2 separate regions of the Homo sapiens genome follow, and region 2 is linked to region 1. A link is an interaction called in ENCODE POLR2A ChIA-PET data of the cell type or tissue named here. Cell type or tissue: A673. All regions are shown on one strand. Each heading gives the region's core, and the rest is flanking DNA. Links, peaks and the distances in the headings are about the cores only.

Region 1 (2,500 bases), core at 1-2,500:
CAAAAATCTAACCAATTCTTGGCTCCCCAACCCTACCATCTGGGTTCAAGCCTCCATCATTTCTTGCTGTATTATTCTAATAATGTCTTATTCCATCTCTCTGCCTCCAGATCCTTAAAAAAAAAAGCCAAATGTTATTACTCCTGTGCTCAAAAACCTCCAACAGCTTCCTATCTCAGAGTAAAACCCAAACTTTTACAAGGGCCAACTAGACCCATTTATGATCTCTCAACTGCTACACTTACCCCTATTTTCAACCACAGTGACCTTGCTGTTCCTCTAACATGTTCTCCCCTTGGTGTTTTGCAACTGCTATTCTTTGTCTAGAGCATTTCTCTTCCAGTTATCACACATCTTTGAGTTTTCACTTCTTCATTTCTCTCCTAACATGTGTATCACCTTATTAGTACACCTTTCTGACAAACCTCTTCCAACCCTGGCAGTCCTTTACTTTTTCTGCAGCTTTTTATTACTATCTGACATAACTTACAGTAATTTATTGTCCACCTTTCACTATTGAAGCATATTAAAAACAAGTTCAATGTTTTGTTTGACAATATAGTTCAGTCATCTAGAAAATAGCCTAGCACATAATAAAAACTCAAATGTTTGAGCAAAAGTGAAGTCTTGCCTTGTGTGGGATAATATCTTAAATGTGCATATTGAAGAAGATAGCTAAAGCCTGGGGAGCACTGTGACACTAGTAATTATACCAGATTTAAAATATTCTTGGTGTTTTCATTGGGTTGTTTCTTCCTTCTTACTTTTTCATTATCCTTACAACATTCTATCTGTGCCTATAAGAACAATTTGAACACTGATATTAGCAGGCATATTTACAATCAATATCTGAATTTTTCCTTTAGGTTTTCTGAACTGCAGTTTTTGTTTCACAAAACTAAAAAATCTCTTATTTCTAAAATAAGTAATTCTTCTCAATTTTGTGTAGTGGAAAGCAGTATAGTTGCTGGGAATTTGTATATTGATGTCAGACTGGTTAGGTTTGAATGTTGATTCCATCATTAACTACTTGGGTAAACCTCAATAAGTTGCTTAAGTATTTCCGTTTTCTTAATTGTAAAATAAAGATAATAGCATTAACTTTGTATAGGATATATCCTGGTGAGATAATCCACATAAAGTACTTAAAATTCATGATGTGCACAATAAATGTAAGCTATTTTGACATGCTTGAATATTTCTGGTGCTGGTCTCTTCTTCCTACTAATGCATGTTTAACATCAATGACAAAAACTAGGGATTACAGAGAATATTTACTTAGAGTAGGGATTAAAAAACTTGTCCCATCGGCTAAATCCAGCCACTGCTTATGATTTTTTAAATAAAGTTTTTGGGAACACAGCCATGTCCATTAGTTTGTGTATTGTCTATGGTACTTTTGTGCTACAGTGGCAGATAAGAATAGCTGTACAGACACAGTAAAAACTACAAAGCCTAAAATATTGTTTGTCTTAAAAAAAGTCTGATAACTACTGATTTAGAGGAAACAAAACAATAAGCTTAATTTTCTCAAATTTTACGGTTATATCTAAATGGAAGTATCATCTGTATAACTACATATTTGACAGTGGAAAGATTAAGGTTATATAGATTTGAATATGTACATAAAAGAATAAAGCGTACAGGAGATTATGGATGACTAATGGACTGGAGGACAAAAAGCAACTAAAAGAAAAATAAGCCAAGAAACAAAATAAAGGCTAGCAGAGTCCAGTCTCAAAGAGGCCCATAATTTAAAAAAAGTCAAAGAGGTCCTCTTTTTCACTATATGAAAAACATAAAAATGAAATCTCTAGGAAGAAAACAATGGATTTGGTCACTGGGTTATTTTATAATGTAGTTTCAGGAAATTCTAAAAGATGAAAGCTACATACCTTTACTGTATTTCAAATGTATCAGAATCCTTAAGTGAAATTCTCCAATAAAAAAAAAAGTTTTAAGTTTGGTACACAAAGTCTCTGGAATTTGATAGATACAACTGCTATAGCTTTGTAGCTGAGAACTTTTAGATTTGCCCCATTCTATGTACCATGCACATGCCATCGTCACCAATTGGCTTTATGAATTCAATACCTTGTTTCTATAAGCTTCTATCACTTTCATGACAAGTTGGATCTTTTTTCCCAAGTCATTTAAGGCTTTTGGTCTCTCTTCATGCTCCATGTACTTCATTTGAATAGGCTGGCCGTATTTCTGTTAACATAAGAAATTTTTAAAGAAGAAAAATTTTTGAGTTTTAACAGAAAACTTTTATAGGGCCCTTATAGGATGATAAATAGGAAGAAAAGATGGACAGATAAAAATATATCCCCTCTTATTTTCCTGTATGGAAGCAAGTTACAGTAGCTACTTCCTCAATCCTACACAAGGATGCCTTCCACACACCTTATCTTTTTCTCACTCATTAAGATTACTTCTTAGCTTCTCAAATCCAATGTCTCAATCAAAACTTTAATTCCTTAAAAGCTGGGTGTTAAAA
Region 2 (8,280 bases), core at 3,348-5,847, 150 kb before region 1:
TGACCTCAGATGATCCACCCGCCTCGGCCTCCCAAAGTGCTGGGATTATAGGTGTGAGCCACTGCGCCCGGCCGCCATTGTTAATATTTTAATACCTTGTTCTATCCATTTAATACCTTGTTCCATCCATTGGTGTTTCTTTGTTTTGTTTTGAGACAGAGTCTCGCATTGTCGCCCACGCTAGAGTGCAGTGGCGCAATCTCAGCTCACTGCCAGCTCTGCCTCCCCGGTTCAAATGATTCTCCTGCCTCAGCCTCCCGAGTAGCTGGGACTACAGGTGCCCGCCACCACGCCTGGCTAATTTTTTGTATTTTTAGTAGAGACGGGGTTTCACCATGTTAGCAAGGATGGTCTCGATTTCCTGACCTCGTGATCCACCTGCCTCAGCTCCCCAAAGTGTTGGGATTACAGGCATGAGCCACCGCGCCCAGCCTTTTTGGTGTTTTTTAAACTTGGAAGAGAGTAACTACTAATTATTTTTTCAGTGCTATTCCTCCTCTTGTTTATAAACAGCTGCAAAGCTCTTTCAAATTCAGGGTATACAGATCCACCTCATCTTTTTAACAGGTAAATTTAGGACATTTATATTTATTATGATGATAAATATTTGGTTTGTTGTTTTTTATTGATTCTGTAGGTTGTTCACATTTAGCTATTTTACATTTACTTTGAATAAACAGTTTGACTTACATACTTACCATAAAGTTGATGTTTCAACTTTATGATGAATTTATACAATGTAACCTCATCATAAACTGAGGAACATTTAGACTTACAGTGGTTCAACTTACGATTTTTCAACTTTACAGTGGGTTCGTTGGAGTGTTAAGTGCATTTTCAACTTAACAATATTTTCTATTTACAGTGGGGTTTATCAGGATGTAACCATATCATAAGCTGAGGAGCATCTGTATTTAATATGTGATATATCACTGTGGCTAAGAGAACAGACTCTAGAGCCAAATTGGGTCAAATTCTTACTATAAGACTTTTAACAAGTCACTTAGCCTTTTTGTAATTCATCTGTAAAATGGAAGTAATGATAATACTTACCTCAAATAATTGGTATGCAATTTAAATTAGTATATAGAAGGCACTTAAACAGCTCTTTGAAAATTTAAATGCTACACCTAGTACAGAATCAGGATTTTAAGTCTTTATCAGATTTATACCAAAAAGCTTCTACCATTCCATTAATTTTACAAATTATATTTACATGTATTCTGTACGCTTAAATGTTTATATAATCAACCAATCCATCTCATCACATCCAGCAGAACTCCTCAATACGCTGTAAAAGTATTCAAATTTAGTTCTTTAAAATATTAAATTCCTTCTTCTCATTGGCGGTCATTGTAAAATGGAGTATTTTTCTTCTCTTTACTAACCATTTTTCCAGGAACATTTTCTCTCTACTGTTTTCTAATTCCTATTTTTAAAATCTAGAAATCTATAAATCCATACACCTACTATGTACCCACAAAAATTTTCAAAAATAAAAATCTAGAAGTCTTTCATAAACTTGGATTAAGTTCTAAAATCTATATTGTTTTAAATTTCTTTCAAATAGCTCTTATAAACTACAACTGTTGTTTTCATGTTTAAAATTCTACAATGAGTTTTCCATATATATTCAGTTTATGTCATGACATAAAATACACCACTGGCAATGTAATTATTTAATAGAGTGTTCAATCCATATATTAACTCAATAGCATTGTGAGTTTTAGTCTTCTCATCAAGAGATATACCTATTTATTCATTAATCCAGTTTTATTTATTTTCTCAGTTAATGTTTATGCTATCCTTTAAGTATCTTTACTACACAAATTCTGCTACTAATAAATTATTTAGTATTTGTGATAACTACCATAAGATTCCTTTTCTTTGTGTTTTCTACTTAGATGCTTATTACTAATTCATAAAAAAAAAATTTATTCTAAATGTTTCTTCTGTCCTGCAAGTTTTGTATTAGAATTGGAAATGAATGCATCAAACATTTAGCAGAGACTTATTCGTTTGTAATGCAATATGCATCTTTCTACTATACTATGCCACTCCTCTAATTTCTTCAAAGTTAAGCCTATCAGAAACCCAAGATGAAAAATCATAAAGAAAGTTCTATGCATGTTACTACCTTTATAGGATTAAGCTTTTCAATCTGTATTACCCTAAATATTTTTATAACTGTCTTTAAAACAGATTTTTAAATTTATTTTTTATTTTTATTTTTTGAGATGGAGTTTCACTCTTGTTGCCCAGACTGGAGTACAGTGGCATGATCTCAGCCCACTGCAACCTCTGCCTCCCAGGTTCAAGCCATTTTCCTGCCTCAGCTTCTCAAGTAGCTGGGATTACAGGCATGCGCCACCACGCCCAGCTAATTTTGTATTTTTAGTAGAGACAGGGTTTCTCCATGTTGGTCAGGCTGGTCTCGAACTCCCGACCTCAGGTGATCCACCTGCCTCAGCCTCCCAAAGGGCTGGGATTACAGGCGTGAGCCACCACGCCCAGCTTGTTTTTTTTTTAAACAGATTTCTGATTATACCTGAATAACATTTTTCCAAAACAGCCTTAATAATATACCTAATTGGGAGAAAATATTGATTTTAAGGTACACAAAAACTAAAGGATATTTTATTATTTAATTAGTTTTTTTTTTCTCTGAGATGGAGTGTCGCTCTGTCGCCCAGGCTGGAGTGCAGTAGCACGATCTTGGCTCACTGCAAGCTCTGCCTCCCGGGTTCACGCCATTCTCCTGCCTCAGCCTCCCAAGTAGCTAGGACTATAGGTGCCCGCCACCACGGCCAGCTAATTTTTTGTATTTTTAGTAGAGACGGGGTTTCAGCGTGTTAGCCAGGATGGTCTTGATCTCCTGACCTTGTGATCCGCCCGCCTTGGTCTTCCAAAGTGCTGGGATTACGGACGTGAGCCACAGCGCCTGGCTAAAGGATATTTTAAAAACAACTTATACTAAGTATATCCAATGACTGGTAGGATACCTAGTAGAATTCCTCATGGAAAAACAATAAATAGATGATATAAACATAAAATTTTAGTTTCCATTTTAATATGTTTCCAAATAGTATCTGAAAAGAATGCTATAAAAAGACTAGAGGAGAGACCCTGCAAAGTTTTTCCACAAAAGGCTGAACAGTATATATGATAGGCCTTGTAGGACAAGAGGCAAAATTAAGGATATTATGTAGGTATTTCAGATAACATTTTTTTCATTTTTTTCATTTCAGAGTCACATTTTTTGCATTGAGGAAATTCAAAATGTCATAAAAATAACTGAGTATAATTTTTTGTAATGTATAATTAATGAGAAGAATAAACTTTTTTTTTCTTGGGCGTTTGCTTAATTGAGATTCAAAGTTAGTACCCCATAATGAAATTGGGTACAAATGTTCACCTGTAAAATCTATTCTTAACTTGAAAGACATAGAAAAACAGGCAGGTTGAACAATAGGCCATAGCTTCCTGACCCCTGGGTTAGAAAATCAAATAAATCATAGGTATGACACAAATATAACACTAATGTTATAAATGTAAAGATACAACTATAAATCACTAGATTAAAATTACAGGCCAGACGTGGTGGTTCATGCCTGTAATCCCAACACTTTAGGAGGCTGAGGCAGGCGGATCACTTGAGTTCAAGACCAGCCTGGCTAACATGGCAAAACCCCATCTCTACTAAAAATACAAAAATTAGCTGGGTGTGGCAGCACATGTCTGTAATCCCAGATACTCAGGAAGCTGAGAAAGGAAAATCACTTGAACCTGGGAGGCGGAGGTTGCAGTGAGCCGAGACTGTACCACTGCACTCTAGCCTGGGTGACAGAGCAAGATTCCATCTCAAAATAAAATAAATAAAATAAAATAAAGTAAAATAAATAAGTAAATTATCCCAACCCTATAAAATGGGCATAAATATAATGCAAATATTGATTTAAAAAAATTCTATATGCCATAAAGTAGACCTAAAATTAATATTCTATCTAAAGTAAACACTAGTTATCTAATCAGCCATGATTTGTTTTCCTCCATAAAATTTAGAATTTGGCAGAAGCTTCTTCACTTCCTAGGTTATAAATAAATACATAAAAGGTGGGAGCTTTTAGTGTCCATTGGCAGATGAATGGATAAGCAAAGTATGTACATACAAACAACCACAAACACACACACAATAGGAATATATTCAGTCATACAAAGGAAGGAACTTCTGGCACATGATACAACATGGATGAACTCAGAGGACATTACGCTAAGTGAAATTAGTCAGCCACAAAAAGACAAATATTGTATGATTCAATTTAAACAAGATACCTAGAGTAGTCAGATTCATAGAAGCAGAAAGTAGAAGGATGGTTGCCCAGTACTGGGGGGATGGGAAAAGGGGGAGGCTACTGTTTAATGGGTATAGAGTTTCAGTTTTGCAAGAAGAAAACTGGAGATGGATGGTGGTGATACAGTTGCGCAACAATATAAATATACTTACCTTTGAACTATAGAGTTAAAATTATTAAGATGGTAAATTTTGTTACTGTATTTTACCACAAGAAAAAAAACTGAGAAAACAAAATAGAATTTGGGGTTGAGTCTCCAAATAAAATTTTGAGGGGAAGTAAATTGATGCTTTCTTTTCCTTTTGACAACTTTGTCAGTAAGCAGTAGTTCACTATTTTTTTTTTTTTTTTTTTTTTGAGACACAGTTTTTGCTCTTGTTGCCTAGGCTGGAGTGCAATGGCGCGATCTCGGCTCACTGCAACCTCCACCTCCTGGGTTCAAGCAATTCTCCTGGCTCAGCCTCCCAAGTAGCTGGGATTACAGGCGACAACCACCACACCCAGCTGATTTTTGTTATTTTTAGTAGAGACGGGGTTTCACCGTGTTGGCCAGGCTGGTCTCGAACTCCTGACCTCAGGTGATCCACCCTCTACCCTCCTCAGCCTCCCAAAGTGCTGGGATTACAAGTGTGAGCCACTGCGCCCAGCCAGAAGTAGTTCACTATTTATCTCAGAACAGAACTTGCCAGATGCCATGGCTCACACCTGTAATCCTGCACTTTGGGAGGCTGACACGGGTGGATAGCTTGAGCCCAGGAGTTCAAGACCAGCCTGGGCAACATGGTGAAATTCCATTTCTACAATAAATACAAAAAATTAGCCAGATGTGGTGGTGCATGGCTGTGGTTCCAGCTACTTAGGAGGCTGAGGTGGGAGGATTGCTTGAACTGAGTAGGCAGAGGCTACAGTGAGCCAAGATCATGGCTACTGCACTCCAGGCCAGGGTGACACAGTGAGACCTTATCACACACAAAAATAATACAGTTGGGTGCAGTGGTCCATAGTGGTGTGCGCCTGTAGTCCCAGCTACTCAAAAGGCTGAGGTAGGAGGATAGCTTGAGCCCAGGAGAGTGAGGTGGCAGTGAGCTATGATAGTGCTATTGCTCTCCAGCGTGGGCGACAGAGTAAGACTCTGTCTCAAAAAAAAAAAAAAAAAAAAAAAAAAACAGAACTTAAGGTTAATATTCTCTTCAAAAAAGACCATTGCATAATTTAAATAGTTGGAAGCTTTTAATAACTAAGACCTTTAAAGAATATAATTTGAAGAACAAATCTCTTGCATCTAGTTTGTTTCCTCCATCTTCTTCCCTTTTCCTTGAGGATTATCTTCCAAGAACCCAGCCTAGTTGGGTTTTCTGCTTCAGAACCTCATCTGGCTTCAATCAAGGTGTCAGCTGGGCTTCATTTTCATCTGTAGGCTTGAAGAGACAAGAACTCACTTCCACGCTTACTCAGGTTGAAGGCAGAATTCATTTTTTTTGTGTGTGGCTGTGGGACTATGAGCTTCAATTTTTTTTTTTTTTTTTTTTTTTTTTTTGCTGTTCATCAGCCAGAGGCCAGCCTCTGCTCCTGGAGGCTATCCACAGCCCCCTGTCACATGGCTCTCTTCATAGGAAGTTCACAACATGGCAGCTATTTCTTCAAGGCCAGCAGGAAAATAAGTGTGAGCCACAGGAGCCATACCTTTGCCATATAACATAATGTCGTCATGGGAATAACAGCCAATCACCTTTGCCATATGCCTGGTTAGAAAGCAAATCATGGGTTCTGCCCAAACTCAAGGAAGGGGATCACACAAAAATATGAACATCAGAATTTGAGGATCTTGAGGGCCACCTTAGAAACTGTCTGCTACACTGAGAGAAACCAATTATACTTCTCAGCATTTGAGTAGAGTATCTGGGCTGACACCCTCAATAACAGGTGTTACTTACTTTCTTCACATTTTCCTACCAGTAAGGGGGAAAAAAAAACCCCCAAACTCCACAGACTTGAATAAACATTTGTTTATAAGCAAATTTTGAAAGTTTGTCTAAATCAGCAAGGCGTGGTGGCTTACATCTGTAATCCCAGTAGTTTGTGATGCTGAGGTGAGAGGACCGCTTGAGTCCAGCAGTTCAAAACCAGCCTGGGTAACATGGGGAAACTCTGCCTCTATGAAAAATACAAAACTTTCCCGGGAGTGGTGGTGTGTGCCTGTGTAGTCCCACCTACTCGGGAGGCTGAGGCGGGAGGATTGCTTGAGCCTAGGAGGCAGAGGATGCAGTGAGCCAGGATCACACCACCGCACTCCAGCCTGGGTGACAGAGTGAGACCCGGTCTAAGAAAAGAAAAGAAAGGAAACGAGTGGGGAGGGTAGGGGAGAGAAAAGATTGTCTAAATCATGTTTATATATTTTCATTCACTTAACACCTTTGTCAGAAACAACAACAAAAAAACCAAAACAAAGTAAAAACACTTGCCTCTTAGAATTTTTTTAATCATGAAACAAATGGTAAAAGGCAAACTAACTTCTGAAATGCGTCTTAATTATATATTTTCTACTTTAGTGCAATTACAATCATGTAAGTATATGTAGTATATAAATTGCTTGACTAGTGTTTTTCTTGTAGAGGGCATGTCACTCTGGAATAATAAAGAGTATATCTGGGCCAGGCACGGTGGCTCACGCCTGTAATCCCAGCACTTTGAGAAGCCAAGGCAGGTGGATCACTTGAAGTCAGGAGTTCAAAACCAGCCCGGCCAACATGGTGAAACCCTGTCTCTACTAAAAATACACAAAAATTAGCCAGAGCGAGACTCTGTCTCAAAAAAAAAAAAAAAAAAAAAAAAAAGAGTATATCTGGTCTTTGACCTCAGCTCCTGGCATGAAGTTTCTAAAACCCCTGGTATTTCTTAAGTGATGAGTGTCTGTTATGCTAAACAAGCAACTCCCTGTGGGCCCCCTGAAAGTTTCAGAATCAGGGCTGGCCACCAGAAAGGAACTTTGGGACCCTCTGACCTCCACAGAGGGGAAGGGAGCTGGAAAGTGAGTTCAATCACATGGCCAAAGATTCAATCAATCATGCCTATTAATGAAACTCCAGTAAAAATTATGGACACTAAACCTTGGTGGAGCTTTCTAGTTGATGAACACCTTGGTGCGTCAGGAAGGAGATGCTCCCTGAGTCCATAGGAAGAGGCCAGGTAGTTCCACATTCATTCCCATACCTTGCCTCATGTTTCTCTTCATTGGGCTGTTCCTGAGTTGTATCCTTTATAATAACCTATAATCATAAATTTAGCTGTTTCCTGAGTTCTGAGTCATTCTAGCAAATTATAGACCCACAGGGCTCTCAGGAGCTCCTAAATTTTTAGCCAAGTCGGTCAGAAGGATGAGAGGCCTGGAGACCCCTGAAGTGCATCTGAAGAACTGAGCCCTTAACTTGTGGGGTCTGCATTAATTCTAGGTGGTTAGTGTCAGAATTGGGAACTGAAGTACACCCAGTTGGAGTGGAAATGGAATAGATTACTCTTTACCAAAATTCTGATTAGTGTTACATATTCCAAATAAGATGCCAACTCTTAGGCCAGGTGCGGTGGCTCACGCCTGTAATCCCAGCACTTTGGGAGGCCGAGGGGCAGATCACGAGGTCAGGAGATTGAGACCACCCTGGCTAACACGGAGAAACCCCATCTCTACTAAAAATACAAAAAACTAGCCGGGCGTGGTGGCGGGTGCCTGTAGTCCCAGCTACTCAGGAGGCTGAGGCAGGAGAATCATTTGAACCAGGGAGGCAGAGGTTGCAGTAAGCCAGGATCACACCACTGCACTCCAGCCTGAGCGACAGAGCAAGATCGTCTCAAAAAAAAAAAAAAAAAAAAAAAAAAAAGCCAACTCTGGACATATTCAGAGAGTGGCAGGGGGTGGCATGACATGCTATGGCAT

What was found. ChIA-PET counts read pairs that join two places held together with the same protein. Peaks named below come from ENCODE experiments on the same cell type or tissue, not always from the same donor. Only the 100,000 strongest peaks of a DNase experiment are listed, where the experiment ranks them.
Region 2: POLR2A ChIA-PET joins it to region 1 with 7 read pairs; 4 of 35 experiments call an interaction of 5 or more read pairs at or near these places.

What each region holds. Positions count from the first base shown.
Region 1 is chr4:127,827,019-127,829,518 of GRCh38, reverse strand. It overlaps HSPA4L (heat shock protein family A (Hsp70) member 4 like), which reads right to left. Exons shown (of 19, transcript NM_014278.4): 17 at 2,095-2,214. Among named protein-coding and RNA genes, the nearest start is that of HSPA4L, 46 kb to the right of the region's middle. In A673, for the core only: no CTCF peak of the experiment used is centred there; a DNase peak (open chromatin) is centred at 1,198; H3K27me3 peaks cover 1,616 bases.
Region 2 is chr4:127,971,427-127,979,706 of GRCh38, reverse strand. All of the region lies in intron 1 of ABHD18 (abhydrolase domain containing 18), which reads right to left. Among named protein-coding and RNA genes, the nearest start is that of ABHD18, 10 kb to the right of the region's middle. In A673, for the core only: no CTCF peak of the experiment used is centred there; no DNase peak of the experiment used is centred there.